Regions from separate parts of the Homo sapiens genome. Here regions 1, 2, 3, 4 and 5 are each linked to region 6. A link is a loop called in an ENCODE intact Hi-C map of the cell type or tissue named here. Cell type or tissue: PC-9. All regions are shown on one strand. Region 1 overlaps MBNL1 (muscleblind like splicing regulator 1). Region 2 overlaps AADACL2-AS1 (AADACL2 antisense RNA 1). Region 3 has its middle 130 kb from the start of LINC02917. Region 4 has its middle 98 kb from the start of AADACL2-AS1. Region 5 overlaps AADACL2-AS1 (AADACL2 antisense RNA 1). Region 6 overlaps MBNL1 (muscleblind like splicing regulator 1).

Evidence for each region. Peaks named below come from ENCODE experiments on the same cell type or tissue, not always from the same donor. Only the 100,000 strongest peaks of a DNase experiment are listed, where the experiment ranks them.
Region 1: a loop joins it to region 6, with 2.0 times the contacts of the local background. A loop is called at or near these places in 13 of 110 quality-filtered maps.
Region 2: it touches region 6 in a loop (2.6-fold over the local background); 3 of 110 quality-filtered maps call a loop at or near these places.
Region 3: a loop joins it to region 6, with 4 times the contacts of the local background. A loop is called at or near these places in 56 of 110 quality-filtered maps.
Region 4: a loop joins it to region 6, with 8 times the contacts of the local background. A loop is called at or near these places in 15 of 110 quality-filtered maps.
Region 5: it touches region 6 in a loop (3-fold over the local background); 6 of 110 quality-filtered maps call a loop at or near these places.

Annotation. Positions count from the first base shown.
Region 1 is chr3:152,328,860-152,333,859 of GRCh38, reverse strand. The region is part of intron 2 of MBNL1 (muscleblind like splicing regulator 1); the gene reads right to left. Among named protein-coding and RNA genes, the nearest start is that of MBNL1-AS1, 62 kb to the right of the region's middle. In PC-9, no CTCF peak of the experiment used is centred here; DNase peaks (open chromatin) are centred at 2,529 and 4,809; H3K4me3 peaks cover 252 bases; H3K27ac peaks cover 3,410 bases.
Region 2 is chr3:151,836,440-151,841,439 of GRCh38, reverse strand. All of the region lies in intron 1 of AADACL2-AS1 (AADACL2 antisense RNA 1), which reads left to right. Among named protein-coding and RNA genes, the nearest start is that of AADAC, 25 kb to the right of the region's middle. In PC-9, CTCF peaks have their summits at 2,052 and 2,259 (motif pointing right); DNase peaks (open chromatin) are centred at 2,279 and 4,159; H3K27ac peaks cover 1,093 bases.
Region 3 is chr3:152,069,660-152,074,659 of GRCh38, reverse strand. No RefSeq gene overlaps it. Among named protein-coding and RNA genes, the nearest start is that of LINC02917, 130 kb to the left of the region's middle. In PC-9, a CTCF peak has its summit at 2,511 (motif pointing left); no DNase peak of the experiment used is centred here.
Region 4 is chr3:152,023,407-152,028,406 of GRCh38, reverse strand. No RefSeq gene overlaps it. Among named protein-coding and RNA genes, the nearest start is that of AADACL2-AS1, 98 kb to the right of the region's middle. In PC-9, a CTCF peak has its summit at 2,050 (motif pointing left); a DNase peak (open chromatin) is centred at 2,146; H3K27ac peaks cover 1,581 bases.
Region 5 is chr3:151,915,922-151,920,921 of GRCh38, reverse strand. All of the region lies in intron 1 of AADACL2-AS1 (AADACL2 antisense RNA 1), which reads left to right. Among named protein-coding and RNA genes, the nearest start is that of AADACL2-AS1, 9.8 kb to the left of the region's middle. In PC-9, a CTCF peak has its summit at 2,461 (motif pointing right); a DNase peak (open chromatin) is centred at 2,461.
Region 6 is chr3:152,442,252-152,447,251 of GRCh38, reverse strand. It overlaps MBNL1 (muscleblind like splicing regulator 1), which reads right to left. Exons shown (of 10, transcript NM_021038.5): 5 at 1,713-1,970. Among named protein-coding and RNA genes, the nearest start is that of MBNL1-AS1, 180 kb to the right of the region's middle. In PC-9, CTCF peaks have their summits at 2,792 and 3,003 (motif pointing right); a DNase peak (open chromatin) is centred at 3,071; H3K27ac peaks cover 439 bases.

The DNA.
Region 1 (5,000 bases), 110 kb after region 6:
TCCACCACTAATTTTGATTTTCATTTATTTGTATATTGCACATTTATTGTTAACGAGACAGACATTTTAAAATGTTTACATAAAATTAAGATTTAATAACAGCAAATAATATCAATGGTAAGGTAACATTGTGTGCCCTGAAATTCCACAAGTTCTTTACATGTATTAACTTATTTAAGAGTCACAATAACCTAACAAGGTAGACACATTGCCATTTAATAGGGTATATCTGATAAATCTGAGGCATATAATGTTAAGTTGCCAAAAGTTATACAACTAATAAGTAGCAAAGATGAAATCTGGACCCAGAGAATGCAGCTCCTGAAATTGTGGTTTTATGCCCACTCTCTACTGACACTTGAAAACTGATGAAGTGTTAGAACTCTTCAAAAACAAGAGTAGGAAATGTCGTGTTTGGCCAGAACCCTGGTGGCAGGAGCATCTGATATCCCTGTCTTTTTCCAAAAACCTAACTGTGTACAAATATGCACACAAACTTATCTTATATGTGTCCATTTCTCTTAATGATATTTACCAGCTTAAGAAATTAACAAACATTTTATGTGATTCTCAGATTTTTCAAATCAAGGACAAATTCAGTTTTCACATTATTTTTCAAGTGTATCTTATCTTCGGAGGCATTAACAGGGCAGTAACATTATTACCATCACTGTATCTGTCATTCTGTTTTGGGGGATTACCATTGTTGCCAATAAAACTTACATTTCATTCCCATCCTTGGCAAATTAATTTAGTTACATGCAGGGTCCAAACAATAATTATGAGTTTAGAGAGAGCTTCAGAAAGCCAGCGATCATCTGTAAGGTGTGGGCTGAAACCAACATTGGAGGAAGGTACGGCCTTGATTATTCAGCAACTGAAATGACTTCCTTTAATTAGCTCTTGAGGACCCAAAGTGGGCCATCTGGGTTAATTTCAGTCAGCTCAAATCAAGCACTCAGGTCCCCAAATGTTAAGACTGAGAAGCCAGAAGAATACTGAAACCAAGCTATTTCTTTAGTTTGGCAGCAAGTCTAACTCTCTGGACTAATTTTGGCTATCTTCAGCTTTTTTTAAACTCTAACCTAATATAAACTAGTGTGTGCGCATGCGCGCGCGCACACACACACACACACACACACACACACACACACACACACACACACAAAACCATGAAAACTTCAAAGAGAAAATACTCTTATGGTGAAGGCACCTCCCCTCTGTCAGAATTTAGCCATAAGCTGTAAGAAATACAGCCATTTGGTGGCATTTACTAAAAAGAACTTATTTAGGTGCCCATGTGGCATAGCTTGAGGTGGTGTGTCATTTACAGTTTATTTACCTTCAATTATTTTTATAATCAAAAGTTATCATAGAAGGAAGATGACAACTCTGTACCTAATTGCTAGACAACTACATTTTTTTGCAGAATTTCTTGGGTAGTCATGTTATATATTGCACCCACATAAGCTTGATTTACTCTTTGGCTAACAACAGATTTAAATTTGTTTCAGTCTCCAACTTTAACACTGAATTTAAGCAAAAATTATTCAAAAATTCTAGAAAGCACATTTTGACATCTTATGAGTGAGGAAAACAAAGTAACTCCACAGGCTTTTACATAAGATAGATCATAACAAATGATTTTTCTGACCTTGGCATTACCACGTGATAGACTAGGAGGAATCATGACTCTTTTATCCAGTCATCTAAATAAACATAGATAGATACAGACATACAGATTCCAACTGCTCAACTTAACCATTATAGCTATAGTTTTTATTTCTCACTGATGTCAATGGCAATGCAATCAGCTGCATTAAAGTTTCTGATCATTTTAACAAACTTCATTTTTAAAGAGGTATCAAGGCCGGGAGCGGTGGCTCACACCTGTAATCCCAGCACTTTGGGAGGCTGAGGCGGGTGGATCACTTGAGGTCAAGAGTTCAAGACCAGCCTGGCCAACATAATGAAACCCTGTCTCTACTAAAAATACAAAAATTAGCTGGGTGTGGTAGTGGGGAGGCTGTAATCCCAGCTACTTGGGAGGCTGAGACTGAAGAATCGCTTGAACTCAGGAGGCAGAGGTTGCTGAGATCATGCCACTGCACTCCAGTCTGGGCAACAGAGCAAAAACTCCATCTCAATCAATCAATCAATCAATCAATAACATTTGAAGTAATACATGTAAATGAGTAAGGTAACAGCTTCTTATTCATCAACCCTTACTGGGTCCGCTTCCTTTTATTTAATTCCTTGGACATGGCTTTACCGAGAAATAAATGAATTAATAAGCATAAACTCTAGGCCATACTTAGGTCAAAATAAGTGAAGTTACAGTGAGCTCCTCAGATTCTTCTAGAAAGTAAACAACCCATCAATCTTTAATACTAAGTCATCTGAATATGAACTAGCATCCTAAAAGTGAAAAGCTCTAATGGTACATTACAAATTCCTGAGTCATTTTGTCCTCACAACTTTATGCTTTAAATAAAACTGGCTAAAGAAAATCTACAAGTGACTCAGTATGACTTAGTGTTTCCAAACCAGGAAAAGGAAGGACTTTCAGTGTTTGAGATAAGGTTTTTTTCTGTAGTTTGGAAAATAAACATTTCCTATTCAGTTATGCCCAGGGGCAGGGTGTGTGTGTGTATGTGTGTATGTGTGTGTGTGTAGGGGAAGGAGTGTCTGTGTGAGTATGAAAAGAGAAGAAGAGCAGGAACGAGGGAGTAAGACAGGGAAGGAGAGAGGGAGAAGGGAGAGAAAGAGAGGGAAAAGGAGAAAAAGAGATTTTTTTAATCAGTATTTGGTGTTCACGTAAAATGGTTACTTTCTGCAAAAGTTACCTCAGCAAATTATGTGTAAGCAAGCCATGGAAGCACTGCAATTTGTAATAAAATCAATGGGAATGGCTTACCTGACTGTATATAGTAGATAATCCTTATCTATGGGGAATACATTCCAAGACCCCCAGAGGATGCCTGAAACCATGGACAGTAACAACCCCTAAATATACTATTATTTTTCCTATACATACCTACAATAAAGTTTAATTTATAAATTAGGCACAGTAAGTGATTAACAACAATAACTATAATAAAACAGAACAATTATACTGTAATAAAAGTTATGTGAATATGGTCTCTCTCTTGGTTTCTCTGTCTCAAAATATCTTATCGTGTTGTACCATGGGTAACTGAAACTGCAGAAAGTGAAATTGCAGATAAGGGGGGATTACTGTATTGCATTCTGTACTGCATTTCCATGAATTCAGTGACACACAGTGATGTATTCCATGTCGTTATAGCAAATAATAATCTTAGGTGTCTAAATTAGACTGAATTTTTTATTTCAATAGGCATAAGCCATTTTCTGCACCTAAATGAAAGTAGCATTTTTTTTCCTGATATAAAAATGGGCAGATTTTTGTCCTGGTGTCATGCTAATATAACCCCAGAGGTGGCAAGCATAGTGGCTCAAGCCAGTAATCCCAGGACTTTGGGAGGCTGAGACAGGAGGATCACTTGAAGCCAGGAGTTTGAGATAACCCCAGAATTATCTACTTTATTTAAAGTACATTTTAGCTGGGCAGTGGTGTGCATCTGTAGTCCCAGATACTTGGGAAAGTAAGGCAGAAGGATCGCTTGAACCCAGAAGTTTGAGACCAGGCAGGACAACACAGATTCAGTCTCTAAATAAATAAAATACCTAAGAACACTCAGAGTGGCTGAAAATGTGTTCAGCAAAATCTGTTCCACTAATGTCCCTAATAACGTCAGTAGAGACTAGGGATTAATGAGACTACCAATAAACACACATACACACACATGAACATACACACAATGTTTACTATCTTGTTTTCTGTTATAAGGATTGCTAAATATTTTTGTATGATATAGACAGTTACAATTTATATTTTTTAGAGAATTCATAGAAATAATCCTTAAAATATTTAGAGATTGGTACTCCTTTGACAGATAAATAAATGCAAAAGTGAAAATTATTTCAAACCAATAGCACATATATCCCATGATATCCACAATGGTTTTATTTTATCCATCACTTGAAAGTAAAAGAACTTTGACCGGTTTTGAAAGAAATTATATATATATTTCTTATATATATTATATATTATATATGACATATATATTATATATATATATAATATATAAGATATATATATATAAGATAAAATATATATGTATATTTCTTGAGACAGGGTCTTGTTTCATTGCCCAGGCTGGAGTGCAATGGCTGATCATGGCTCACTGCATCCTTGACTTCCCAAGCTCATGCAATCCTCCCACCTCAGCCTCCTGAGTAGCTGTGACTACAGGTGCTCACCACCATGCCTGGCTAATTTTTTTTCTTTTCTTTTCCTTTTCTTTTCTTTTTGGTAGAGACAGAGTCTCACTATGTTCCTTGGGGTTGTTGCAAATTTCTGGGGTCAAGAAATCTCCTGCCTTGGCCTCAGAAATGTATTTTCTTGATTTGCATTTGACATTGCTGTCTGACCGAAACCAATTCAGCTCCACAAAGGAGTAAATATAAGTCTTTTTATTTTAACAGGCATTTTATAATCCCTAACAAAAATTTTTCTCCATTTTTTTCTTATTGTTAACATAAAATTTAAATTTTGATATTAAATGCTACCAGTATTATTCCTTTTTCAAAGCCCAGTTTAGCTCCCAAATAAGCTCACATCTGTCTTTTAGCCCTAGCACTTCCAGTTCCACATTCCTGTTTAAAGTACTTCATCCCCCTGCCCCTACCTACTTTTTTCCTTCCAGAAGTGACTAATCTTCCTGTTATTCTACTCTGTCAGTTTTTCCCCTAGTATTCTTTTCATGTTGCATAATGTTTACTTTTCACTAGCTCCTTCTATAATTTTACTACCGTCTCCCTTGGTACTAGCCTTCCGTTTTCAACAGATTAAAATAGCCAATATTTATGTATTAGCAAACTTTTTTGTCAAGTTTCGTGCTGTTCAGATTAAGCTA
Region 2 (5,000 bases), 610 kb after region 6:
TCATAGTCATGAGTTATACATCTGTGGATTCAACCAATCCTGGATCAAAAATACATTTTTTTGAATCGCATCTGCACTAAACATATGCAGACATTTTTTCTTGTCATATTCCTTAAACAACATGGTATAATAACTATTTACATATCATTTACATTGGATGAGGTATTATAAGTAACCTAGAGCTTATTTAAAGTACAGTTATGTGCTACATATTGATGTTTTAGACCACATATACAATGGTGGCCCCATAACATTCTAATGAAGCTGAAAATTTTCTACTGTCTAGTGATATCACAGCCATTTTAACATTATAGTGCATGGCATTGCCTTTGCTATGTTTAAATATGTTTAGATACACTAATACAGTTGTATTCCAATTGCCTGTGGTATTTAGTACCCTAACATGCTGTACAGGTTTGCAGCCTAGAAGTGATAGGGCTGTACCATATAGCCTAGGTGTATAGTCGGCTATATCATCTAGGTTTGTGTAAGTACATTCTATGAAATTCACGCAACAAAAAAATTGCTTAACAACATTTCTCAGAATGTATCCCTATGGTTAAGTGATTCATGACTGAATAGAGGAGGATTTGCATATAATCTATAGAGGAGGATTTGCTTAGATTATATGCAAATACTATGCCATTTTATAACAGGAACTTGAGCATCAATAGATTTTGGTATTTGCAAATACTATGCCATTTTATAACAGGAACTTGAGCATCAATGGATTTTGGTATTTGTGAGAGGTCCTGGAATCAATTCCCTAGAGATACTGAGGGAAAACTGTACTTTAAAATTCTACTGGACCACTTGTGGACACATAAGCAGATCTGTAGACCTCAGTTCAAAAAAATATTGACCAGCTGATATAGTACCATTTCATAGGCGAGAAAACTAAATCCAAAGAGGCGTGGGAACCTTGTCCAGGATCACCAAAGAGTTACAGAGAGATGTGTTGGTAAGAAAATTGTGAGTGTGTGTGTATGTGTGTGTGTGTGCACACATGCGCGTGGGCCTGTATGAGCATGTAACTTAGTTTGTACCACCTGGTTTTACTTTGCTTTCTATCTTGAAACAATGTATTGAACTTTACTTAAAGGTTATGGTCATACTGAATCCTGGAACACTACTTGAGAAAATGGTATTATAATTAATCGAAATATTAGTGTTTATTCTTTGTCTTATTTTTTGTAAGAATCTACTCATCCAATTAAACATGGAAAGCCAAAAGTGTATTGTACTGCCAAAAATGAAAAAACAACATATGCCTGAATTCATGGAAGGACTGTGTGTAATGTAGAAGATAAAATGAAACATATGGAATATGTAATAAAAAACAAAATCAAGCATATTGATTATAGTTACCTAGTGATTGCCTATTTAAATACTAAAAATTTAAGAATTTAATTTAAAAGACATCAACAATATTTATCTATTAGTTATAAAATATGCCAGGAGATGGTTATCACAGGATACCTTTTAATCTACAAATGTTGAAATTTTAAGTTTAGGCAAATCAAGGAATGACAATGACATCGGCAATGAAGTTCAGATCTTCAAACTTGCAGTATCTCCATCGGAGCAATTTTCAATTACAAGAAGATAATGTAGTTAATGTGCCTCTTCGTCTCTCCAATAATAGTAATGCAGTTTATTTTTACAAAGAAGTCATAAATGCTTTCCATTCTATACATGGAACATTAAATAAATGCAAAAAAAACCCACCTCAGCTAGATTGTTTCAGATAGCATTTTTTGACAATTGCTTTATAGTTCCAATTTCTATGAGGCTTATATAGTAATTTATTTTCTTTTTCTTTTCTTTTGAGAGATGGAGCCTCCCTCTCTCAGCCCAGGCTGGAGCACAGTGGCATAATGATGGCAGTTCACTGAAACTTGAAACTCCTTGGCTCAAAGGATCCTGCCATCTCAGCCTGCTGAGAGGCTGGGACTATGGCACCATCCCTGGCTAATTGTTTTAGAGACAGACTCTCGCTATGTTGCCCAGGATGGGTAATTTCATTCTTAAAAAGAATTTTAGGAATTAAAGGAAATATCTTCTTTCAATTTATTTAGAGGTGTAAGTTTTGAGATATTTATTTATAATTTTAAATGCTTTTGTTTGATAAACTAAAGCAAGTTTAGACATTTTTCTAAACCACATTAAAGGAATTATTAAAACATGATTTTATTGGATATCTAACTTTATCACGTTAGCTTATGCTGGGTAACAGCTTTCTGGAGCCCACAAGGGGGCAGACTAAGAACGTATGAAAGAAAACAATCCTTACGCTGTAGTCACTAACTGGCGGAGTTCCGTTCCAACTGAATGCATTTGGCTTTATTTCCTTTTTACTGAATTTTATCTTATTTTCTTCTGACCGAAAGCAATTTCAGTTTCTTTGCACTGTATTGGAAAATTGAGCACTTAAAAATCTAAACTCATTTGACGATACGCATCTTCTCTCTTATTGTCTTCTAAGTGAAAACTGTACGGAAATCATACATGATTAAGCTGAAGAAGTAAATTGTAATAATTTCTAATCCATTATTTTACATTAATTTTTAAATAATAGTTTGTTTGTTTGTTTGTTTATTTTGAGACAGAGTCTCGCTCTGTTGCCCAGGCTGAGGTGCAGTGGCGCAATCTCGGCGCAATCTCTGCTCAGTGCCACCTCCACCTCCTGGGTTCAAGTGATTCTCCTGCCTCAGCCTCCCGAGTAGTCTGGACTACAGGCGCGTTCCATCATGCCTGGCTAATTTTTTGTATTTTTAGTAGAGATAGGATTTCACCATGTTAGCCAGGATGGTCTCCATCTCCTGACCTCGTGATCCGCCCACCTCGGCTTCCCAAAGTGCTGAGATTACAGGCATAATTTGCTTATTTTCAAAAGAAAACGACAAAATAACTGTCATTTTTAATATCAATTGTATAAATCAGTATTTTATTAATAAACGGTTCTGGCATTCTTGCATTTCCTTTAGTTTTATTGTGTCCTTGTAATTCGATTGCAACCTTTAAACATCTCTCTGTATTTACCAGAAGATTATTTGATTAGTTAATAAAATATTTTCTAACAGGAGCTGTTTTTGGCAGGGAGGTATTATTTTTATCTTTGCTCATATATTTCACACTGGTAATCATGTGTAACAATTTTGAGACTAAACTATTGAAAGTCATTCTTTAGCAAATAAAGTAAAATCTCTTTTTAATTGATTCTTAATCATTAAAATAATTTTCAAAATATTTTCAAGGAATATGTCCAACTTCGATTCACTGTAAATAAATGAGATTTAGCTAATATACTAATGCATGTTACTTCTAATTTAATTAGATTAAAAATAGAATTCATCTAACAGTCTATATACTTAAATATATTCAAGCAAAGTGTTTTACTTAAATTAGTATAAAGTATGAAGTTTCTTATTTCCTAAGCCAATCTTCAATTCCAAATTACTGATTGAGTTCTAGCTCATGTATATAACTTCTCGTATACTCCAGGGAGCCACAGTTTAATCTTATTGACAATTTCTTTGTTTGAGATTTTATGTATATGTGTATACCTATATATACACACACATACATATGTACATATATGCATATGTGTACACGCTATATGTTCATATTTGGTATTTAATTTATAGAATAAATATTTTAAAGGTTATAAAGTTGTGATTAGATCTCTAAATAGATACTATGTATCTTTACTTAAGGATAAAGCGTATGCAGGAGAAAAATTTTCCAAGATTTGAAATGGTCATAGCTGAAAGGCCAATTTACATGTAATCCTGTTAAATTGGTCCTCACCCTCAGAAAGTTAAGAAGCGTTTGAAAAAAGATGCATTCTCTAAACTTCGAGTATTTTACAGGCATAGAATTTTAAAGCTGACACATAGTGAACATTGCACTATTAGGATGAGCCACTTTTTAGGGAAGGGAGTTTAATCACCAGAGAGCATAATTCTGGGAACTCTTGAAGATCAGAAGACTGTAACTTTTAGCTTTAGTAATTTAGAGTTAAAAAGAACATGAAGTTTCTTTTTGGATGGCATGAACTAATACTGGTATGCCTGGTTCATCCAGAAGCAGTTAGAACATGTCTTTCCAGGTCTCGGAAGTAGAAGGGACTGCAGGTTTGCTGAGTCATAACACCATATGGCATAATAGCAGGGCTCCTTGAAGAGCGAGTCACCTCGTGAAGACTTTGTGGGAGGTCGAAACCTTTGGAGAATCTGAAGGCTCAGCTTGAAAGGGAAGAGTGACATTGTGTCATCAAGAGATAAATGAAGAGTATGTTTGATAAAGAGTTCAGCTGACTGGTGTTTTACTTTACTTGTAAGAAAGAGGGCTCACTCAGATACAACCTCCAAATGAAGTCAATGGATGTTCACTAAGAAAAAACAGCTCTAGAATGAAACACTCAGCCTTCTTTTGCAGGCTTGTAGTCTTTTTCAGCACTTTAAAAGTACTGACAACGGTGCCTCTTGTTTTAAAGAAATTGGCAAATGAGAGAGAAGCCTCCTCTCAGCCTCCTCTTGATTTTTTATAAGAGACTTCAGTTTTAAAGAATCTTGGACTTTCCAAAATGGGCTATTTTTAATTTTATAACAATGCTCAAGCCTAGGGAGAGGAGGAGCTAAGAATTTTTGAAATGCCATTGGAAATAATTCCAGCCCTAATTAATCTCTTTTTGGCATCAAGAGAAAGAAATTGTGAATATTTATTCTAAGAGAATAATTTAAAGTACTGGTACCAAGATTAGACCCCGTTTAACAATAATATAATATAAAATAAACTTGAAAAACTCCGGGAAAGCTATGAAAAGTTTATTTTATTTTATTTTTTAATTTAATTTTATTTATTTTCAATACTGCTCCTCCTGTAAATGAAAAATTTTAAAGGCTAGAAGGCTAGACATAAGTTACATGAAACAATCAACAAGGTTTAGTGATTTTTTGGCATTTGGTAACAACCAGCAGCTGTGGTTTTTTTGAGGT
Region 3 (5,000 bases), 370 kb after region 6:
TCACCTTCCACCGTGATTGTGAGGTCTCCCCAGCCATGTGGAACTGTGGGTCGATTAAAACTCTTTCGTTTATAAATTACCCAGTCTCAGGTATGTCTTTATCAGCAGCATGAGAACAAACTAATACAGTTGCTATACTTTGAAATTTATTTATTGAAGACAATTATCTAGAAGGATGCCATATCAAAGGATGTATATCATTTTAGACTTAATGAATATTTCAAAAATATTCTTGAAATAACATTGTATTGAATATAACCAAATCAGTAGAAATTTTTTTTCCTATTTTTTAGAAAATTTGAGTTTATGTGTTTAAATTGTATAAATTGATGTGGGTATATATAATATTAAGCCTTCTCATTCAAGGAAATAATATCTCTGACCACTCATTCAGGCTGTCTTTCATGTGTTTTTGACAAGTCTTATTGCACATAAATTTACATAATATTATTCAATCTGTAATCCTAGAATATTTTCTTAATCGCTAAATTCTCATGTTTTGATTTATATTTTGAGTTTTAAACTTGTTTACATGATATTTTGCTTATCAGATGAGTTCTTTTTGAATATTAATACATTAGTATTAACGTAACTTCTCTGATTACAGTAATAAAGTCTTTCACATTTACCCTTGTGTTTTCAGCACAAAACATAATGTTTGGCACATGTCAAGGGCTCAATAAATTTTATTGAATAAATTAATGAAAATTATTGACCCTTATTTATGAAAAAAGAAAACAAGGAGACATTAAATGTTTTCAAAAGGCAATGAAGCCAGATTTCTCACTGGTCTGTCACAATTACTCTTTATCACACTGCACTTATTTATGTCAAATATGTATCAAAGGAATTATAAGGTAGACTTTTATTTTTTAGTAGTGAACAGAAAGGAATCTAACCCTTTATCTTCCCCTTCAATTCTTCTCTTCTTTCTTCCATACACAGGAATTAGTAAATAAGCTGAAAATGTGAAGTCATGCAAAGATTTGTTTGAAAAGCAAAACGTTTCAATAAAAGGTCTTCCTGGATTAAGAATCTAAGTATGATTTTCATGAACCACCACCACTAAAGATCAGATAATATTATTCATGCTGCAATTTGAAAGAGAAGCAAGAGGAAGATCAGACCGACTCTGCCACTGCATAAAATCATCCCCCTGGGAATGAACAAAGCATTCCGAGAATGAGAAATGGAATATTGGTGACTTCCTGGCTAACAGTTCCATCTAGAGTCAACTGCGGTCATGATTTTCCAATAACAGCCTGTTACTAAACCAAGGTAAATCTCAATTCAGAAATAATGCTTTGGCCTGGTAAGGTGGCTTGTGCCTATAATCCCAGCACTTTGGGAGGCCGAGGAGGGTGGATCACCTGAGGTTGGGAGTTCGAGACCAGCCTGGCCAAGATGGTGAAACCCCATCTCTACTAAAAATACAAAAATTAGCTGGGCGTGGTGGCGGGCGACTGCAATCGAAGCTACTCGGGAGGCTGAGGTAAGAGAATCGCTTGAACCCGTGAGGCACAGTTTGCAGTGAGCCGACATCACACCATTGCACTCCAGCCTGGGCGACGAAAGCGAGACTCTCTTTCAAAAAGTAAAAATATAAATAATAATAATGCTTTATTGTATTCAAAATGGTTTGTTTTGCATGAGACACTGTTTATCGAACTGATGAAATTTGTTACCGAAAACAGCATTTTATGCAAATAGTTAAGAGTTGGTTAGTTGGATCTGGTTATTGGGAGCTAACATGGAACTACATATATAATGCAGAGCCCATAACTGATTTTAAAGGAAGAGAGAAAGTATCAGGTTAAGTCCGCTGGCAAGAAAATGACACCTTCCAATTGAAGAAACAAACATAATTGTTATCTTTGGGTTCTTTTTCTGAATAATCCATTTTCATAAAAGCTTTAGTATCAGGTTCTGCTTTGGGGATGAGGGGTAAGAAAGCTGAGACATTCTCCTTCCTTATACTACTTTGGAATTGTGCACAAATACAGTTGACCCTTGAACACAGGTTTGAAATGCACGCGTCCGCTTATACATTGATTTCTTTTCAACCAAAGGCTGGACTGGAAACTCAGTATATGACAGGCTGACGTTTCTTATACACAGTTTCCACAAGACTGACTGGGATTTGAGTATATGCGGGATTTTGGTACATGCGGGGAGTCCAGGAACCTATCTCTTCTCCCGCATAAAGAGCGTCAACTGTACAAGGATGCTCCTAGAAGCATCTCAATCTCCTGTTTCTTTCTTGCTATGTGTGTTTGAGTATGGAATAGGTTATAAAAGTAAACTAAGGACCAGTTAGCTTAGTCTTACGTCTTAATCAATGATAACCAATGAGCTCCCTAGGATTAGGATGGCAGCTACTGCAAGATGTGTAAACTGGAAAGCCTTAACATTCTGCTAAAGCAGTGGTCTCAACTGGGAGTGGGATGTATATTCAACAATTATCTGGAGAAATTTTGGGTTGTCACAACTGGTGGTAGTTAAAGGGCAGTTACTCCTGACATCTAGTGGACTGCTAAACATCCTACAATCACAGGAGAGTCCCCACAGCAAGTAATTATCCAGCTCAGAGTGTCAGCCATGCTGCTATTGCAAAATTCTGTGCTAGATGAATGAACAAAATATCACTATATCTTTGTAATATCACTTATGATTCAGGGCGAAATGATTAAGAAAAAGATAAAAAGGATATGAAATTAATGTTAAATTGCACTTTAAAATTATGCCTCTAAATGACTTTAAGTAACATTTATAACAAACAGTAAATTAATGTTTACTAATGTGGTTTAAATAAATAATTAAATATATTTTTATGAATGTATGCTCACTATTCTGCATAGTTAATTACAGAGTTTGGGGCAGAATTCAGCCTCAGAGTGTCAAATTATGTATCTCTCCATTCAGATTGTGTGGCTGAAGTACAATTGTATACACCTTATGGCAAATTTCCAGAACAGCAGATTTTGCTTTCTAGAATAGATGCACAAATTCCTTCAAAAAGTGTACAATCCTTTCTGTAGAATGTTATCACAACTAGTTCTTTACTACTAAAATGTTATGGTTCTAGCTTTGACTACTGTAGATGAAAGCAACCTGGCTCTCCTGGCCACAGATGTCTGGATCTGAGACAGCGACATTAGCCATAGGCTTGGTGTGACCAAATTATGAGAGGTTACAGTTTACATGATAGACTTAGTAGCAGTAGCTTTCTGTTTCCATCTTGATGAGGTTTGTAATTTTTGTTTTATTTAAGAACACATGAAATTGTGATTTCGATTTTATGATTTAAGGAGTTCGTTTTATGTACTTTTGATAGGCTATTTTATTTTTTACTCTTTTTTCTTTTCCATCGTTTTATCCTCATGGTTATTTATGGGCTGTGCTGGGAAGAGAGGGAACCAACAATGCCTGAGAAGATTTGCAAGAACTTTGCCCAGCTGAGGCCCTTAATGGATGCAATGAGGACAACTAACTCAATCAAATTCTCTTTTTGAAAGAAGAATAAACTCTAAGTAAAGGGAAAGGTATGTTTCTTGGTTTTAGGATATTGTCTCTACTCATAAATTAAAAAAAAATCTTGGCCGGGTGCGGTGGCTCACGCCTGTAATCCCAGCACTTGGGGAGGCCGAGGCGGGCGGATCACGAGGTCAGGAGATCGAGACCATCCTGGCTAACACGGTGAAACCCCGTTTCTACTAAAAATACAAAAAATTAGCCAGGCATGGTGGCAGGCGCTTGTAGTCCCAGCTACTCGGGAGGCTGAGGCCGGAGAATGACGTGAACCAGGGAGGCGGAGCTTGCAGTGAGCCGGGATCGGGCCACTGCACTCCAGCCTGGGTGACAGAGCGAGACTCCGTCTCAAAAAAAAAAAAAAAATCTCTCTGACCATTCCTTTAAGTTGCAGATTTTTGAAACTTCCAGTCCTATGTAATGACCAAAGCTTTGAAGTTGACTTAAATCTTTTCCTTTGCCTTCCAGCTGGGGTTTCCTTTGAGCTGAAATTTCTTTTTCTCCTTCTCATTTATTTTTGTCCTATCTAGTATCTCTTAATTTAACACTCTCAGTGTCAAAGTTGGGGGGTGGGATTAGGGGAGGTGTTAAGGATGATAGAAGAGGGAAGGCAGGTAAGAAACCTCATATTTTACAGATATCTTCATGACTTCTGGGCATACAGATATTTAAAGCAAACAATGTTTTTCACTTTTAGGGTACTTGTGTATGTTCTTTGACGATTTCTCTGCAAGAGTACCTTTTTAAAACTCCTGGAGCATAGGCAGTGTTTTTCCTTTGTCAGGCCTAGCCCCATGACATAGAATTTCCTCTTGGATTTACAGTCCACATCCTTTTCCATTTGTTGTTTCTCAGCCTAAAAGGCAACCCTCCTGAAGTGGATCCCACTTGAAATAACCCCAGGCTGACATTTCTACTTAGAATCTATATGTGAGTGCCTTGATTAACCCATATTTGACCCACTTTCAGAGAGAAAGGAAGTAACTTCTCAGTTTTAGCCTTCTATTCTGTTGCCAGGTATCACTTGAGCTTTACAAGGCATGAGTCACAAACTTGGGGAGATACCAATAAAGCTTTACAGGGTAGCCTCTTCAAAACCTCTCTCACTGCCCTTGAGGTGAGAACCAGATACTACCCAAGTCTTCCCCATTGTGACATTAGGATTCCTAGAAACCTGATGATGCTCTCAAAATTTCTTTCTACAAAATTTTCTCTTTACTACCAACTGTCAACTGCTGAAAATGTTAAAGATGATCCAGGGCTTAAAGAGTTGTGTAGCAACTCTATGGATATTTTCATTATAAATTTTTGCATGAGATATAAACACCAACTTTGGAATAGAGGAATGTCTAGTACATTATATTTTATCTTGGTGTTTCATCAAAAACTTTAATTTTAACATTCTGTAAGAAAAAAATTTCAAAGTAATTCTACTTACATACAATAATACAAGTGTTAAAGGAATTAATCTC
Region 4 (5,000 bases), 420 kb after region 6:
GATGAATTGTATAATGGTGAAGTCTGGGTTTTTAGTGTTCCTGTCACCTGAATAGTATACATTGTACCCAGCAGGTAATTTTTCATCCCTCCCTCCTTCCCTCTCTCCCTCTGAGTCTCCTATGTGCACTACCACTCTGTACGCCTTTGCGTATATATAGCTTAGCTCCCATTTATAAGTGAGAACATGTGGTATTTGGTTTTCTATTCCTGAGTTACTTCACCTAGGATAATGGCCTCCAGTTCTATCCAAGTTGCTGAAAAAGATATTATGTAATTTTTTATGGCTGAGTAGTATTCCATGGTAAATACACACACACACACACACACACACACACACACACACACACGCCACATTTTCTTTAGCCAATCCACTGGTGAAGGACACTTAAGTTGAATTTCAATAATATGAATTTTTCCAGTCCATGAATACAAGATGTGTTTCCATTGATTTTTGTCCTCTTCAGTTTTTTTTATCAATGTTTTATAGTTTTCATTGTAGAGGTCTTTACCCATTTCCTTGGTTACATTTATTCCTAGGTATTTTTTTGCAGTGCTTGTAAATGGGGTTATTTTCTTGATTTTTTAAAAGACAGTTTGCTGTTGACATATAGAAATGCTACTTACTTTTGTAGGTTGATTTTTGTATTCTGCAACTTTACTGAATTTATCAGTTTTAAGAGGTTTTTTGTATGTGGAGTACTTAAAATTTTCTCTATGTAAGATCATGTCATCTGCAAACAAATAATTGGCTTTCTCTTTTCCAATTTGGATGCCCTTTTGTTTTCTTTCTCTTGCCTAATTGCTCTGGCTCGGAATTTCAGTACAATGTTGACTAGAAGTGGTGAAAGTGGGCATCCTTGTCTAGTTGTAGATCTCAGAGAAAAAGCTTTTAACTTTTCTCAACTCAGTATGATATTAGCTGTGGGTTTCCATATATGGCCTTTATTATGCTGAGGTACATTCCCTCTATAACCAATTTGTTGAGGGCTTTTATTTTGAGTTTTTATTTATTATATATTTTATTACCTTAATTATTATTATTTTATCAAATGCTTTTTCTGCATCTATTGCAATGATTATGTGGTTTCTGTTTTTGATTCCATTAATGTTATACATCATGTTTATTGATTTATGTATGTCGAGCCATTCTTGCATCCCTGGAATGGATCCCACTTGCTCATGGTGAATGGTATTTTTAATGTGTTCTATAATTTGGTTTGCTAATATTTTGTTGAGGATATTTGTATCTATGTTCATCGGGGATATTGGCCTCTGCGTTTTTTTGTAGTTGTTGCTGATGTGTCTTTATCTGATTTTAAACAGAGAGTAAGATAGTGATTATCAGAGGCTGGGGAGAATGGAGGGAGGAAGAGTGATTAGTTAATGAGTATAAAGTTATAGTTAGGTGGAATAATTTCTGGTTTTCTATTGATGATTATAGTTAACATGGTTAAAAATAATGTATTTATTTTTCCAAATAGCTAGAAGAGAGGGTTTTGAATACTCTTGCTACAAAACAATGATAAATATTTAAGGTGATAGCTATGCTAATTTTCCTGATTTTATTATTACACAATGTATATATATATCAAAACATCATACTTTACCTCCAAATATGTACAATCATTATGTATCAATTAAAAACAAAATAAAACTTTAAAAAGTGTAAGACCCGTTCATTTCCATAGTATTTTTCTTTTTGTTTGTTTCCCTTATAAGTAGCAGCAAACTTTCATCTTAAAAGGCATTCACTACTCAGTGAAAAAGGTGTAATTTCAGAATAAATGTAAACTTTTTAAGGAAGAATAATCATGACACCAAAGCTACCACAGTAACAATTTACTTAGAAGGGAGTATTTGTGTTTGAAGATGATTACAAATGGAAATGGAAATGGAAATACTGAGAGAAAAAAACAACATATTTTGAGGATGAATTGCCCCTTCCTTTTTTAAGGACTTAGTCATGCCATAAACATTATTTCTTTAAAAGCTTAAGTTAAAATTCTTTATGTGTGATGGTCTGCCCTCTCCTGGGCCAGAGTCATATACAAAAAAAAATCTATTTGACTTGTAAAAAGAAATTCATCTCCAAAACAATAAAGTATCTTGCAAGTTAACTTGGTATTAAAATCTTAATAGGTATTCATGAGTGTGGTAATTTCTCACAGATTGCGGCCGTTTTTCAAATATTTGAGGAGTTCTTAGGTGTAGTTGTTCTATTCATTTCCTACTTATGTCCCTTTATTTTATTGCAAAATAAACACAGCTTGGCACTTGACATTTTCCCTGACCCATCTTTTAAACATACATTAGATGTGAGTCATAGGCAATGAACGGAACTCGCATTTTTGCCCACATATTTTTACGTTAAAAATGTTTTCATAATACATGTAATACAAATGTATTAAAGAAGAAAGTTAGAAAATAGAAACAAACAAACCATGAAAAATTACTTGTAATCACATCACAATGGTATAATCACCATTAATATTTGGGAGATTAATATTCCAGATATTTTATATATATTGTAATATATTAACTCCAAAAAGGTACTTATTTTATTTTATTTTTTATGTTTAATTTTTATGGGTACATAGTAGTTGGATATATTTATGGGGTACATGAGACATTATGATACATACATGCAATGGGTAATAATTACATCAAGGTAAATGGGGTATCCGTGCCCTCAAGCATTTATCCTTGCTTTACAAACAATCTGATCCCATTTTTTAGTTATTTAAAAATATACAATTAAATTACTTTTCACTACAGTCACTTTGTTGGGTAAGCAAATACTAGGACTTATTCGTTCTTTCTAACTATTTTTTAATACCCATTAACCCTCCCCAGTTCCTCTGCACCCACCCCTTACCCTTCCCAGCCTCTGGTAACCATTCTTCTACTCTCTATGAGTTCAATTGTTTTGATTTTTAGATCCCATAAACAAGTGAGAACATGCAAAGTTTGTCTTTCTGTGCCTTGCTTATTTCACTTAACTTAATGACCCCCAGTTCCATTTATGTTGTTGCAAATGACATGTTTTTGCAAAAGATCTCGTTCTTTTACATGGTTGAATAGAGCTCCATTGTGTGTATGTACCACATTTTCTTTATCCATTCATCTGTTGATGGACAGTTAGATTGATTCTATATTTTGGCAGGCATGTCACACGGCCAGAGCAGGAGCAAGAGAGAAAATCCAGGGTAGAGAGCATAGGTGTTACACACCTTTAAACAACCAGATCTCATGTGAACTTAGAGTGAGAACTCACTTATCACCAAGGGGAAGGCTCAAGCCATTCATGAGAGATCCACCTCCGTGAGCCAAACACCTTCCACCAGGCCCCATCTCCAACACTGGGGATTACAATTTAACATGAGATTTGCTGGGGACATATATTCAAACTATATAAGGTTGTTTATTTGAAGTTTTCTTCCTTTTTATATAGGCACTTATATCTATAAACTTCCCTCTTAGTATTGCTTTTGCTGTATTCCATGGGTTTTGGTATGTTGTGTTTCCATTATCATTTGTTTCAAGAAATTGTGAAATTTCCTCCTTAATTTCTTCATTTACCTACTGGTCATTCAGGAACATACTGTTTAATTTCCATGTGTCTGTACATTTTCCAAAATTCTTCTTGTTGGTGATTTCTAGTTTTATACTGCTGTGATTAGAGCAGATGCTTAATATTATTTCATTTTTTGAATGTTTCAACACTTGTTTTCTGTCCTAACATATGATCTATAGACAAAATGATCCATGTGCTGAGGAAAAGAATGTGTATTCTGCAGCTGTTGGATGAAATGTTTTGTAAGTATCTATTTGGTAGACTTGGTCTACAGTTCAGATTAAGTTCAATGTTACTTTGTTGATTTTCTGTCTGAAATATCTGTCCAATGCTGAAAATGGGGTGTTGAAGTCTCCAGCTATTATTGTATTGAGGTCTATCTCTTTCTTTAGTTCTAATAATATTTTCTTTATATACCTGGGTGATCCAGTGTTGGATGCATATATATTTACAATCATTACATCCTCCTGCTGAAATAATCCCTTCATCATTTATAGGGACCTTCTTTGTCTCTTATAATTTTTGTTTTGAAATCAATTTTGCCTGATGTAAGTATCATAACTCCTACTCTTTTTGGTTTCCACTGACATGTAATATCTTTTTTCATCCCCTTATTTTCAGTCTTTTTGTGTCTTTATAGGTGAAATGTGTAAATGTGTTTCTTTTTCTTTTCTTTTTTTTTTTTTTTTTTTGAGACAGAGTCTCACTCTGTCACCCAGGCTGTAGTGCAGTACTGCAATCTTGGCTCACTGCAACCTCCGCCTCCCAGGTTCAAGTGATTCTTCTGCCTCAGCCTCCCAAGTAGCTGGACTACAGGTGTGCACCACCACGCCCAGCTATTTTTTTTTGTATTTTTAGTAGAGACGGAGTTTCACCATATTGGCCAGGCTGGTCTCGAACTCCTGACCTCTTGATCTGCCTGCCTTGGCCTCCCAAAGTTCTGGGATTACAGGTGTGAGTCACTGCACCCGGCCTATTGGTGAAATGTGTTTCCTATAGGCAACAACTCACTGAATCTTGTTTTTTTTGTTTTGTTTTGTTTTAAAAATCTATTTGGCCACTCTATGTCTTTTGATTGAAGAGTTTAGTCCATTTACATTCAATATTAGTATTGATAAGTAAGGACTTACTCCTACCATTTTGTTATTTGTTTTCTGGTTGTTTTATGGTCTTCCTCTCCTTTCCTTCCTGTCTTCATTTTAGTAAAGATGATTTTCTCTGGTGGTATGATTTAGTTTCTTGCATTTTAGTTTTTTGTGTATCCATTGCATTTTTTTTTTTTTTTGATTTGTGGTTATGATGAGGCTTGCAATATCTTAAAACCCATTATTTTAAGCTGATAACATCTTAATACTGTTTGCATGAACAAACAGACAAAAAAAAAAACCTAATAACAACTCTACACTTTAACTTTGTCTCCTCTC
Region 5 (5,000 bases), 530 kb after region 6:
AATGCAACATGTTTGGCTTTCAGCAAAATAATTACCCAATGCAACATGTTTGGCTTTCAGCAAAAACTACAAGATGTACAAAAAGGCAAAACATGCGTGTACGCATGTGCGCACATATACACACTCACACATACACAGTCTGAAGAGACAAAGCAATCATAAGACCCAGACTCAAATGTAACACAGATGTTCGAATTTCAGACAGAAAATTTAAAATACCTATGATAAATATGTTAAGGGTTCTATATTTGTTAGCTAGGGCTGCCATAACATAGTACCATAGGCTGGGTAGTTTAAACAAGGGAATTTTATTTCGCTCTGGAGGTTAGAAGTCCAGGCTCAAGGTGCCTTCAGGTTTTTCTTCTTCTTAGGCTTGTCGCCATGACTCGCAGATGGCCACCTTCTTGCTGTGTCCTCACGTGATTTTTTCCTCTGTCTGTGTGCATCCTTAGTATCTCTGTGTGTTTGAATTTCCTCTTCTTATAAGGACACCAATCAGAAGGAAAGAGATAAAACTGTCTATATTCACAAATGATATAATTTTCTATTTTAAAATACCAATGAAATGACAATAAATTCCTGTAATTGATAAGTGTATATAAAAGGGTCACAGGATAGAAGGTTGAAAGTCAATTGATTTCTTATATACCAGCAATAAACAACTAAACATTAAAATTAGAAAAAGAGTCCATACCATTTACAGTAGCTCAACTACACAGATATAAATCTAATATAATATGTATAGAAAATGTGTGTAGGAAATGACAAAATATCAACAAATAAAATAAAGAAGACAAAAACATGGAGAAAGATGTGTTATATGTATATACAAAACACATATATATTTTCTTACTCTACAATCAGCAATCACATTCCTAGGTATTTACCCAACTTGTTTGAACAAACTTATGTGCGCTCAAAAATGTGCCCATAGTTGTCTATGAAAGAGAAACTCGTTACTCTATGTTTTTTTCTACACATTAGAAAAATTTGAACCATCTACAGTAGTCCCCACTTATTCCTTGTTTCACTTTTTGTTGTTTCAGTTACTCATGGTCAACTGTGGTCCAAAAATATGAGCTATTTTATTATATTTTACATGTAACTCTATGTGAACAATTGGAGGAAGTACTGGTTTAGGCCAGTGGTTCTTAAAAAGTGGTCCCAGAACCAGTAGCATCGTCATCTGGGAACCTGCTAGAACATCAAGTCATTGGAACTCACCCAGAGCTACTGAATCAGAAACTCTGGGTATAGGCCCAGAAACGTGTGTTGACAAGACTTCCAGGGGACTCTGATCAGCGAACATGTGAACAGTAGGAGGTTTCAGCAAAAGGAAAGCTCAGGATAGAAACCTTGCACCAACATGGGCTGTCTTTTGGTGTGAACATATATAGACATGTTTTTGTGCTTCCCTGGGGGTGCTGAAGAAGGCTGATGAGAGCCAAGAACCAGCAGGCCTGGAATGGCCCACAATGGTGAGGAGTAAATGTGCCAAGAGCAGAAACTGCAAGTAATCTCTTAAACTATGGGCTGGTGGAGGAGAGCATGACTGAGACTCAAGGTGTATTAGTTTGTTCTCACACTGCTAATAAAGACATACCTTAGACTGGGTAATTTATAAAGGAAAGAGCTTCAATGGACTGACAGTTCAGCATAGCTGGGGAGCCTCACAATCATGGTGGAAGGCAAAGGAGAAGCAAAGGCATGCCTTACATAGTGGCAGGTAAAAGAGCTTATGCAGGGGATCTCCCATTTATAAAACCATCAGATTTCGTGAGACTTATTCATTACCACAAGAACAGTATGGGTGAAACTGCCCTCATGATTCAATTATCTCCATCTGGCCCCACCTTTGACACGTGGAGTTTATTACAAGTCAAGGTGAGATTTGGGTGGAGACACAGCCAAACCATATCACAAGGGGTTGGCAGCATCCGAAAGCGACAAGGAGGGGCCAAGGCAGCAACACGGTGGGCCACCCACCCAGTCTAGCAAAGAGCCAGCAGGCAGGGCTGGCCCAGCAAGCTTTCTGCTCTACTCAGGTGTTCTCCTGTGAGGTAGAAAGGGAAGCAGAGAAACAGCACTTACAAAGATGTTGAAGCTTACATTCTCTGAATATTTATATAATTTTCAGCTGCTTAATTTAGAAGAAGAAGTAACTGTCATACTATCTTCCTACGCAAACCCTGACCAGCTGAGAGTCCATGTATAAGCTACAGTTACATTTTTAAAAAAAGAAGAGAAACAATTTTACAAATCTGTATTAGTGCATATATTTCAACACAACAACATAAATCTACCTGATCCATTTCATTATTTGCTTATTTAGAAACTATTTCAGAATAAAAGATTATTATTTCAGATTCCCTTGTCAGATAGCCTGGAAAATGTGAAGACTGCTTAGGGTTTTGAAACATTCACTTTGAAGTCGTCAGAAATGTTGCAGTGACAATTTTAAAACCACTTGAGGGCAGTAAAAGCACATTTCTTAACTGTACATTGCAGATGATTTAACCATAACCTCCAAAATTAAAGACTTGGCCAGAATACCTTATCTGCATTTCTAACTTTGTCTAGAGTTATGCCCCCACCCCCATCTGCCAGGTTTATATTCCTAGTTTCTCAAATTTAAGTAGAACAAGAACAAAAATTTAAAGCACACATTCTGTTTTTGGTTTCTTTCATAAGCAATATTTTTGCTGTGGCTTATAATTGATGTATTTCAGAGACATGGCTCAATTAAGTCACAAGTTCAACTTCTTTACCTCAAATGTATGTATATTTCAACATCAATTCATATATGTGAGCATGAATGTTTGTGTGTGGATATGTGTGTGTTTACCCGGAGAGATTTGAGTATATAAATAAAAATAGTCGTTATCATTATAGTGAATAAGAAGAACTCTTTTGGGCACATTTATAAAGGTACTTTACTCTTTCCCATCACAGCCCTGCAAATCCACTGTCTTGGCATCTTCTTCATCACCACCTTGAAAAAAATCTTGGGCAAGTCCCATAAATTCTCAGAAATTAAAAGAAGAAAGGTTTCCTAGTTACCTTTCCCCCCTAAATTGTTTCATTTCAGTAATTAAATCACCTATCTCTGTGTAATACTTAAAATTGCTAACTTCACCTAAAGTTAAACTTCTTCCCTTTATTTTGTCTGCTTCCCACCAGAAGTCTGCAGTGGGGAGAAGTGGTGAGGTGGTCACACACATTCTGGTCCATGTCCCTACCAAGTTTCTACTCTTCTTCCCACAAGGCTGCCTCTGACTTGAGGGTTCAAGAGAAGAAGAGGAAAGAGGTAAAGAGCAGAAGGTGTTTTCTTTCACCAATACCTCTGCAATCTGACATTCATTTGGTGGGTTGGGGGGCACTGCGGCAGTAGTTCAAATCTGCCCATTTCTCTTGTGGTCATTTTTGAGGGCTTTTGTGAGCTGTGTGACTGCACAACCAGGTCAGGGCCAACTTCATGGGTGTGAGCCCTATGTAGAATCTCAGGACCACAGGCTTAGAGGGGTCCCAGGCTTGGTTTAATGCTCTGTTGTTGCCTCTGCATTTTTAAAATAATTTTTGATCAAGAGACCCTGCATTTTCATTTTTCACTGGGCCCCAGAAATTATACAGCTGGTTTTGACTGAGCCCCTTCAACAGCAGCTTTACTGCAGGACAGTGCTTCTTTTTCAGCTGATAATTTATAATCTCCCTCTGCCTCTCGGGTCAGATTTTGCCCCTAGCAGGAACCCCCTTGGACAGGGTCCCATGAATAAAGATCACACACCAATGTCTGTCCTTAGGTTTTTTGCTCCAGAAAAGCAAACACTTGTTGGGAGCATGGCTATTATAAAACTCTCTCTGCTAGAGTCAGAAGTCATCTCAGCCAACTCTCTCCAGTCACTTTCTTCTCAGACATGAATCAGGTAATTTGATTGTGTTCCTAAGCAACACCAGACCCATGTAGGCTCTCCACTTAGTCTTTGAAGTGGAGTTTAGTCCTCTCACTGGGCTTGAGTGAGGTGGAGCATCATATCTTCCTCCTCCAGATAACTGTCAAAAACCAATTCTTTCCCTAACTCCCTGGCATCTTCAAACTTAACTCTTTTGTACCCATAAGGTGGGTGAGAAGCTAATGGTCAAAACGTCAATTTTGGGCCCCTCCTATTTTAGGTCTGTACAGGGAGTTTAGCCTCACTTTGGAAGTTGCAAGTTCTTGCTCTCTTTGTTTTGTTCTCAGCCTTTAGGAAACTCTATAGAAACGGAGACAGAAAGAGTCTCAATATAATGCCCAATGACATCATTTATAGGGAAAACTTTTACTCGGCATTAGATATTTTGAAATTTAAATATTTATTTGAAGAACATTTTAAATATCCTCAATTCCCTTAATACATTAATATCTTCATTAGTAGAAGGGATCAATTCAACAAATATTTTGAGCATCTCCTTTGTGCAGGAATCAGTAATAAGTTGAGCTAATATGCAAATTAGCAAGAGAGCCTCCACATTCTTGAGGAGTTCACAGTTAGAAACTGAAAACACAAAGACAATTTCCTAAAGATGAGTAATAATAAAGTCGTGTACAAATGCAATAAGATCACAGGAAAGAGAGCAAATACAACTCTGGAAAAAAGAGAACATTTCACCAGAACTAAAATTAGATTTGGATTATAAAAAGATAGGAAGATGGTGGGCAGAATGTGGAGAATAATTTCGAAGCTAGAGGCAGTAATTTGTTCAAAGGCTATTGCGATAATCCAGGTAATATTATGAGGGCCTAAACTAAATCAGGGTCTCTTGGGGAAAAAGAAAAGAAGCATAAGTAGGTGGTAGAAATGAGAGAAATTATTGGCTTATTAAATGAGGAAGAAAAAGGAGCTGAAAAATAATTCTAGGAAAAAACAATCTCAAAATACCATCTTGCAGAAGATGGAGTATTAAATATAAAAATAATAGAGTATTAGAATGTATCATTTTTGTATATAAGTACATGTTAATTC
Region 6 (5,000 bases):
TGTTAATAGTTAATTGTACAGAGTGACTGAAACAGATAAAATAAAAACTAACCCACTCTGCTCCTCCCCCCAGATCTACCTAGACATGCAAATGTCCCAGAGCATGCAAGTTTTTTTCCTTAAATACTGAACTATAAATATTAAAATGTAAATAATTCTACCACTAAAGCCATGCTAACCAAACAGGTACATAAATATACAGTCAAAAATACACTCTTTATGTCCTCCGACTATTTCTTCAGAACATTCTACAATGTAGTTAAACTGAATGTGGGCTGCTGGGCTTTCAGAATCTTTTATTGTATGATATCCATCTATGTACTTAGATTATAGTCTTTCTACTAATTTTGTCAGGAAACCACACTCAGTTTTTTCATTGTACTTTACAACTCTATAACAGAAAAAAGGATATATATTTTAAAGTTGATTTAAAAAAAAAACTTGTATCTACAATAAAGCTACATGCCAAGCTAAAAGGTGAAAGGTCATAGTACCAGGTCAAAGGTTGCCTCGAGGGGTCGCTTCAGTGATTTGACAGCCGACTGAGTCTTAATTAGCAGGCAGCGAGCACATGATGGCAATGGGCCAGTGGGGTTCAAGCGCATTAACATAAACAGCAAGCAGAGGTGCATCATGGGGGCAGCAGTGCATTTTTGGGTAGGTGAGAAAAAACAAATAAAAAAACAAATCATCGGAATGCCATATACAACGAATAACAAGACTAAGCATGCACAATAAAGGCACTACTGAGTTGTTATTGGGAGGATAACTCCTCTTTGTAGTTAATTACAAACAAGATACTCTAACAGAAAAAAAAAAGAGTGAAAGGAAGAGAGGAGGAGAGAGTCTGCCTTCTGTATTTTTGCTCAAGTATCCATAAACACAGAAAAGATCTCTCTCGTGATTATTTCACTGTGTTATGAAATACTACACAGTGACTTTTAAAATGAGTATTTCATTGATTTAAGTCATATATTTATGTAAAAAAATGACAACATTAAAACAGGTAAGCAAAGAACAAAGAATGGGCTCATTAAAATCAGCTACTAGATCACATTAAAATTTACCTTGAGAATATAGTTTAGTAGCTATTCTTAATGATCCAATTTCTAACTCCTTGAGTACTGCTGTCTCTCTCCTGTCTATATAATGGCATAGTCAAGCTTCTCTAGTGTTACTATTATGTTTATGCCACAATATTATTTCAGACAATCTAGATAGTATACTACTCAAAATCCTGTAGCTAATTCTAAGAACAATTTTGTTGAACAATTCTCCTAAATAGTTCCAGATCATGTTATTGTTAAAAGCAAGATATATGTAAAGAAGAGCCTTGATGTGCAAAAGAACACACCAAAGGAAAACAATGGCTGATTAGATGGCACACAGAAATAAGAAGACTGAAAATGGCAATATCGTTAAGTTGAAAAGGAGACAGGTGGTTCTTTACAAAGCAGAGATTTCAGAAACCCTACATCCACAATAAGACAGATTAAGAGTTAGGCCAAGAGTAGGAGCAATCTGAACCATTTGAGGAGTTACCCTCACTTCTGTGAAAGTAACTTCTTTATATATTGTCTGGGATACCTGAACAAACATATCTTCAGCAATTTTTTTAAAAAGGTTACTAAATGAATAGCTTGTAGTCAGATATAGTTGCTCACTTTGCTTTTCTGACTGCTAACAAGGAGAGAGCTGATATCTCTACTCACCATGGCAGCTGCGGTGGCTGCAGCCTGTGCAGCTGCAGCCTGGTTGACCTGGTATTGGGCAGCCTTGATCTTGGCTTGCAAATGTGCAGGGGGATGAAAGTATTTGCACTTTTCCCGAGAGCATCTCCCTTTGATGTAATCCATACACACAGTGACTGTGTTGTCATTGGTGTCAATCATTGTGCTGTCAGCAGGATGAGCAAACCGACAATCATTTTCTCCTCGGTTGCAATTGCCACGTTGGTACTCTCGACATACCTATGAGGTCATTAAGTACATGAGGTTTAGTCAACATGAAGAAGAAGAAGCTTTCTGAAGATTTTAACTTAAAGTGCAAGACTGGTGACAGAAGGCTATAGATGAAAAGGGAAAATGATTTTCAAACAAGGCAACAAGTAACTTCAGCATTTCCTAGTTTAGTTACAAATTATAACTCCATTTCAGTATAAATGTCCATAAGAAAATGCATGTATAATGTTAATTATGGTAAAAATACAATCTGAAATGGTGTTGATAAACTTATTAATTGCAAAGGGAAAAATAATAACTTCACAGTAAAGAAACATGGAAAACATCACTTTAACCAAGTGATCAAAATTAATATCACCAATAATGAGACATAATGATGTTGTGTATCTATTGATATGATACAATGAGAAGGGCACACAATCACAGTAGAGGTAGTACTGCCTGAATTTAATCAAGATGAAACATCAGATGAAGTGAATGGAAAGATATTTTACTAATAACCGACTAGTACTCTCCCAAAGTGTCAAGGTCATGCAAGACAGACTGAGATATTATCACAAGCTGGAGGATCCTGGAGTCACAGAAAGAATATTGGGAGGACAATTGGTAAAATTTGATTAAAGTCTGTAGATTGGTTAAACAGCAGCATATCTATGTTAATTTTTCTGGTCTTAAGAGGGATTCTACAGTTATGTAAGATATTAATATTTAGATCAGTAAAGCGTAGACAGAAACTCTTGGGTCCATTTTTGCAACTTTCGTGTAAATATAAAATTATTTCCAAGTGAAAAATATACAAAATCAAATTTGATAGCTTTTTATGAAAATGTTTCCAGGAGTTATTTTTTTGATCTTTAGAGATTCACTTGGTAGCTATATAAAGCAGTAAAAAAAGATTGGTTTTGTTATGTCTGTTTGTTTTATATTTGCTAATTCTGTTAATTTTGCCACGGAGATCTTAGGGAAAAGGCGAGAACATTATTTCTCATTCATCTGCGCAATTTTGACTCTTACTATTTAAAAGCAGTCTTCATTCAGGATACTTTGACCCTTTTACCACAAGAGGGCCATCTAAAACACAGAATGTCCTTTTAATATTTTCGTGCTCTTACTTCAAGCTTCAAGGAAACAGTTTTTAATTGTTCAAGTATCTTTTCACAAATAGCAAACGCAGATACTAAGCACTTTATTTTGAAGTTAAGCAAGAAAGAAAAACTGTAACCCTACTACGACTTAGGAAGCAAAGGTTTTCTTGGATTTGTATAAATACAATGATTGCATTTAAATCTGGGTGTTTTCCCACATTATATTCATATCCTATTATTGAGGAAAGTGTTTCTTAAAGAAGGAGATACTATAATCTGTATCATGCTACATCTTAAAAAAGAGCATTATAAATGATATCTTGCACTACTTGGAAACCTCAACCTAGCTAAAGTTTTGTGTTCCAAATACATACAATGAGCCAGTGTCATTCACCACTACACTCAGTTATTAAGATCACAAAAATGACTTAAAAAGTTATTCAAGATTCTGGTTTTTTATTAGCATATTTATCTTATTGAACATAAGAAAAAAAGTATTACCAAGATTTATAACTTAAAAGCAAAAAATGATCAAGCTGTTACCGAGAATAATTATCCTCCTCTCTGGCTGAACATTAGCATCAGCTATGGAGCTTGCTAAAACAGTACCCAGTACCTAATCAAAATTTATTGTATGTGAGGCTCATCACTATACTCAGGAAGAGTGATGTGCCTACATTAAATAATGATAAAAAGTTGTGTGTGTGTGTGTGTGTGTGTATGCTAAATATATACTACTGCATAAACGAAAGGGCTACTTTTCTGTTTAAGCAAGTCTATGTCAATGTAGGCATCACCAAACAGGAAACTTGCAGAAGGTCTATAAGTGATCTCTCTCAGCTGCTATTTGCTCCCTCAGTAATTCCTGCTTTCTTGAATATGCTCAAAATGAATTGGCAGCAGGGAACTAATACTCTACTTTTCCAATTTAGGTTACTCTTTGCCGCATTAACAAGAAAGAAGACTTGAATTTATTTAGGTTCTGTGTGTATGTATTTGCATGTGTGTGTGTGTGGGGGGGGGGGTTTCTACAGGTTAAGGATTGGTTTATTATAATTTCATGTTCTTTACTCTCCTGTGGAACATTTAGAAAGAATTCTAAAAATATTTAAGCAGACTTAATAACTAAGAATTAGCTCAGAATGTGTCATAAAACCAACCTTTTCTGAGGTTAAAAAAAACTTAGTCAACTGCTTTTGCATAATATGCATGTTTGACTCTTTCATATTTTTATTTTTTTTTACAGCTTACGGTTTCTCCTAAGAAATAGGACAGAAACATACTGTAATAGCTACTCTCACATTATTCTTGCTTGTGAAAAAATAAGGAAGAGAAAATCTCTTGTGAAAACTTGTACTGGTGAGAGTTACAGGCCAGTGGGACTGGAAATTTACCAAGCATTAGATATGCATCTGAATAGTGGGGTACCTATGGGAACATGAACTTCCCAAACCTTCTAAAACACATTTTCCCTAATAGACATCATCAATAAAATGGGATCTATCCCTTGGTTGCTCAATATGAGTTTGATCTGGTTTCTCTGATAAACTCAAGGACACTTTAGACTATGCTGATACCCAAAATAAATCTCTTAGACATACTATTACATTAGTAAATTATAACTGACAACATTTCACAAATTTAATCTCATAATTAAAAACAGGATAAGAAATTATAACATTTATCATACAGAGAATTTGAAACAGAATATAAAATTAAATCTGAAAATTCTAACAACACTGTGGTTCATTTTTCTCTTCTCATCCAGTCTTCTGTATGTATGCACACATTTTTAAAAATAATTGTAATTATAGTATAGCTATTATTTGGTGATCTTTTATGCTCAACAATGCAGCATAAGCATTTCTCATTTTGCTAAATAATTTCCAGAGTGAATACTTTTGATGGCTGCATCAAATTTCATCAAATAGTGTACATAATACAGGTAACTCTT